Linked DNA regions of Homo sapiens: region 2 is linked to region 1. Evidence: read pairs that join two places in POLR2A ChIA-PET (ENCODE). Cell type or tissue: OCI-LY7. All regions are shown on one strand.

Region 1 (2,500 bases):
TCCAGCTTTTTGGAACTGCACAGAAATGTTGGATGCCTCTTTTCTTGTGGGTGTGTGAGTGTCACATTCAAGCTTGGGCTGTCTGGCAGGAGCTGGGGTTTCCATCCCTCTCCAGACAGCTGTCTCCTGCCCTGGGTCTTGGTGGGATCCAACCTTCTTCACACAGTGCCAGGCCTGAGTGAGCTAGATCAAGTTCAGGAAAGGCAGGGCCTCCTACTTCTAGTTCCCACCTCAGAACCTCACTGAGGACACAGCCATGGGAGGGCTGAACAGGGATAAGGCAATGATTAACCTAGAAGAATAATTCAGAGGCTCGGGAGCCATGTGTCTCCCTGATGAGCTGGTCTCATGATTCATGGCTGATTAGATATCTGACCCAAATAGTGTCAATTAGACTCTCTTTTCTGGAAATATAGGGCTGGGACTGGGAGAGAGCAGGGTTTGTCTGTGAGTGATTGCATCTCTCACTGGGAGGCTGGGATTGGGCAGGTTCTACCCAGCAACCAAGTGGACTGTGGAGTGGGAGAGAGAAAGGACTGACATTCCTGCTGGCCTTCTGCATTCCAGCTCCAGTCCTCTTCCACGAAGTTCCTTGTATCTTTGTTGTAAGAGCCCCAGTGATGTCAGCTTGAGGTGGTGTCTGTTACTTGCAGCTAAGATTCTAAGCAGGGATGTATTGCAAAGAGCCTTGCATGTTTTGGTTTTATGGATCAGAGGTCCTCTCAAGCTAGCTCACTCGAGACACTAGTGGCATAATAAGGGCACTCGTGGAAATCCTACAAGAGAAACTGTCAGGGCTGGGGCCCGCAGGAAACTGAGGCAGACTGGATTTAAGATGGCGCCAGGACCTCAGCATCGGGAGGGAATTTATTAACTCTATTAACACAACTTGTGGTCAATTCCTTGTGGCTGCCTTTCCTGTCCTGCTAACACTTCACCAACTCTTCTCTTTTTCCTTCCATTCAACCACCTGAGAGAAGACATTCAATTGGCTCAGCTGATGACTATTTTCTCTTTGCGGAGCCTTTTGTGTCAGGCCATGTGATAGGCTATGAGATAGCCTATAGATGGGCTGCCCTTGTTTCAGGTGCTCATTCATGGTCCAATCAGATGCCATCTCTGAGCTGGCCGTCTGGGCGGGGTAGTTTTAAACGGAAGTTGATTTTGTCAGCGTGGAGGCTGGTGAGTCCTGTGTGAATGCCAGGCTCGGTACGTAATTCAGCAGGTGATGGTGAGGCCTCTAAGGTTCTTGAGGATGTGATATGGTCAAAGCTGAGACTTGTGAATATTATCTGGTTGCAGAGAAGAGGTTGGTTGGAGGGTGAGAGGACAGGCAGGGAGGCAAGGTAGGTGGTTGCTGCCTTAGTCCAGTGAGAGGAGATGAGCTGAGCTGGCCTGATCTAGAGCGTGGGCCAGGCCAGGACCAGGGTAGGCAAGTGAGGCTCTGGGGACACCACATTTAAGTGGCCCTGCTCCCTCTCAGGGCCAGCCCTTGCAGGAGCCTCCTGAATTTTGCTTCACTCATCCCATCCTAGAACTGGCCCTGGGCAGGGTGATGGAGAAGACACCTGAATGTATGGGCTCAATAACTGGTGGGTTGCAGGTGGTGAGGAGAGGGACCCTCCTTTCTCTGGGGAATGCTGAGGCTTTTGGTGGTGTGGGCTGGAGATCAGGAAGCCAGGCCCGGAGATGGGGAAGCAGGAGGAGGGAATTTGGGTTTGTGGAGGAGGCTGGTAAGTTCACTTTGGGGTCTGAGGAGTTTGCGATGCCTGTGGGAGGTTGAGGGCAGGGTTTCTAGTAGACAGATGGGAATGTGGGTCTGAAGCTTGGAGAGAAGTCCGAGCTGTAGAGGTGGGCTTTGGCAGTGTCAGCATAGAGTTGATCCTGAGGCACCATGTGCAGAGTACTGGGCACCCTACCTGGCACAAAGCGTGTGCTCAGGAAATGTTTCATAAGTAATATGGGAAGTCATGGGAATCCACTTGATCCTTCGGGGAGTGTTGTAGGGAGGAATGGGTCTCTAATGGTGAAATGTCAGACAGCTGACAATAGCTTCTGGGTTAGGGGGCATTTGTGAGTAGGAGGGGATTCTTTTGGAGCTCCTTACATGACCCCATGCTTGTATCCACGGATGCACCCTGTTCTCAAGGATCCCTGGAGCACAAATGCCTGGCTGAAGGGCTGAGGACTGATATGGTTTGGCTCTGTGTTCCCACCCAGATCTCATGTGGAATTGTAATCCCCAGTGTTGGAGGAGGGGCCTGGTGGGAGGTGATTGGATTATAGGGTCCCCTTGCACTCGTGATAGTGAGTTCTCACGAGATCTGGTTGTTTAAAAGTGTGTAGCACCTCCCCCTTTGCTGTCTTTCTTCCTCCGGCTCCTGCCATGTAGATGTGCCTGCTTTCCCTTTGCCTTCTACCATAATTGTAATTTTCCTGAGGCCTCCTCGGCAGCGTGGAACCATGAGCCCATTAAACCCCTTTTCTCTATAAATTACCC
Region 2 (2,500 bases), 67 kb after region 1:
TACAGATCTCTGGAGAACATAGCCTCACAGCTACTTTAATCACTAGAAAGGTTCGGAGTCAGTTATAATCAGCTGGAGTCAATGTGGAAATGCTCATCTCTGGCTTGAAAATAAGATCAAAAGGAAGACCAAGGAGGAGATAAAATCTGAGATGAGAAATGGATGTTGGTTTCCAGAAGTTCTTAGGTCTTTCTCCTATTTCCAAAGGGGGTCACAGATCTGAAGCCCCAGCCCCTGGGAACTCTGCTTCCCTTGAGGCACACTACTGTGGATTTCTCTGACCTTTTCTTATGACATTGGGAAGCCAGTCACACCTCTGCCAATTCAGGGACAAGTTGAGTGAGACGGGACCTCTCTCTGATGGAGGTTTGGTGGACAGCTGTTATCTTCTAAGCTTGTGTGAGTAAAGGGAGGTGGAGATGAAGATGGGGATGAGCAGGGGAGGGCTCTTTCTACCCTGAGCTAACCTGAGATTGGGCATGTTCAGGCAAGGGCTGGGGGAATGGAGGGGCGGAGGGCTGGCTGGAGGGAATCTGGAGACATCACTAGGGTGGGAAAGCATCCCAAGGGAGGGGAGAGTGGGGTCTGCCAGCTTGCTCTTAGGGGAGAGGCAATTCTGGGTGCTCACCTGAGTTCCTGCCTGAGTCCTTGGAAAGTGATGGGGGAGAGGACTGCAAGGAGAAACAAGGAAATGTGTATTAGTCTGTTTTCACACTGCTATAAAGACGTACCCAAGACTGGGTAATTTATAAAGAAAAGAGGTTTAGTTGACTTACATTTCCGTATGGCTGGAGTGGCCTCAGGAAACTTACAATCATGGTGGAAGGGGAAGAGGCATGTCTTACATGGTGGCAGACGAGAGAGCTAGCAAGAGCAGGGGAAACTGGCTTATAAAACCATCAGATCTTGTGAAAACTCCCTCACTATCATGAGAACAGCATGGGGAAAACCACCTCCATGACCTAATCACCTTCCACTGGATCCCTCCCTCAACACGTGGGGATTACGGCGATTACAATTCAAGATAAGATTTGGGTGGGGACGTAGCCAAACCATATTGAGGTATTTTTGGTAAAATCTCTTAGGCTCAGAATGGTCCCACTTGTGTCATCTGTGTCTGAGAGTGTGGGGGCCATGGTCCCCAGCTTATCTCCAGGGCTTCAGAGAATGCAGAGCAGTGCTGGTGGGTTGAGGGCCCAAGTTTTTTGTCCCACTGATGGCTTGATGGTGACAGGCCCTCACCTGCAGCAGCTGGGGGGCACTGAGGCAGCTCAGGTGGGACTCAAGGAGACCTCTCCCCTCTCCCCCGTTGCCCACCATACTCTGCCTGAAGATGGGTCAGCATTGATGGCAAGAAACTGTGCCCCCTCACCACCTCCAAAGGAGGAAGGATGCTTGTTGCCTAAGTGAAGGAGCCCCTGGAGGCCACAGCTAGGGCTGGTGGGTGTGCCCTCCTCTCTCTTGCAGCCCTTGCAGGAGATAGGATGGAGTGTTGGGCAGGGCTGTTTCCAGTGGAAGATCAAGTTCTCTGCCTGTGTTTCTTTTCCCTCCACTCTCCCAACTAGTAGGTCTTGCGGGGGTGGAGTGGGGGCACTCTCCTTTACCCCCATCTCACTGCTGCTTTCTCTCTGGTCCTTGAGGGCAGGGCGGGGGTGGGGCTTGTGCTGGAGCCAGGTCTTGTCTCATAGTAGTGAGGCCTGAGGTCAGGTTGGGAAGCGGGTGACTTAGCCTAGCTTAGGGAAAGGGGTCCTGGGTGGGTCCAGCCCAGTGTGCTTGTATTAGGGGTTGGGACTGGAGCCCAGCTAAGAAGGTGCTGGCCCTGGGTCTTCCTTGTTATGTCTCTTTTCCCTAAGGGCCTTTCAGGAGGAGGGAGGGAGCTGGGCCAAGGCAGGATTTGGGAATTCTGGAATGGCTTCGATGTCATCCTAACAATTCAATCTCAGTAGCACTCCAGTCATAAAACCCCAACCCAGTGGTGGTAGAGGGTGCTGGCAGCCTTGAGAGCCTGGGGCAGCAGCATTCTCGGCCCCCATATCTGTGCCCTTTGTAGTGGGTACTGGCCATGGCCACAGGAGCATGGGCAGCAGAGGCTGTGGCGTCAGCTCTCACTGATGGATTCAGATCAGGAAAGGTGGCAAATGTCAGCTGTAAGGTGGCAGCCGAGAGGGTGTGTTTATGGGCACATGTGAGTCGCCCATGGGGTGCCCAGGCTGTCTGGGGTCAGTCTCACTGAGCTCTGTCTCTGACCAGCTGTGTATCCCTATCCTCTCAATGCCTCAGTCTCTTCACCTGTAAAGTGGATAGAAGATTGCACTCAGGATTAACAAGCGAATGCATGCGAAAGCACTTGGCAAAGTGCCTGGGATGTAGAAAACCCTCAGTGAACAGCTCTTCATGCTCAGTTGTGTCTCTGTGTCCTCTTAGAGACTGGAAGTCCTGCAGCAGCACATGGAAGTTATAGCCAGAGGAATGCTGCTTGTTGCTGTGATCGTAAACTCCT

What was found. ChIA-PET counts read pairs that join two places held together with the same protein. Peaks named below come from ENCODE experiments on the same cell type or tissue, not always from the same donor. Only the 100,000 strongest peaks of a DNase experiment are listed, where the experiment ranks them.
Region 2: POLR2A ChIA-PET joins it to region 1 with 6 read pairs; 4 of 35 experiments call an interaction of 5 or more read pairs at or near these places.

The regions. Positions count from the first base shown.
Region 1 is chr1:37,422,547-37,425,046 of GRCh38, reverse strand. No RefSeq gene overlaps it. Among named protein-coding and RNA genes, the nearest start is that of LITATS1, 51 kb to the left of the region's middle. In OCI-LY7, no CTCF peak of the experiment used is centred here; a DNase peak (open chromatin) is centred at 1,066; H3K4me3 peaks cover 458 bases.
Region 2 is chr1:37,355,465-37,357,964 of GRCh38, reverse strand. All of the region lies in intron 1 of LOC107984942 (a long non-coding RNA gene), which reads left to right. Among named protein-coding and RNA genes, the nearest start is that of LITATS1, 120 kb to the left of the region's middle. In OCI-LY7, no CTCF peak of the experiment used is centred here; no DNase peak of the experiment used is centred here.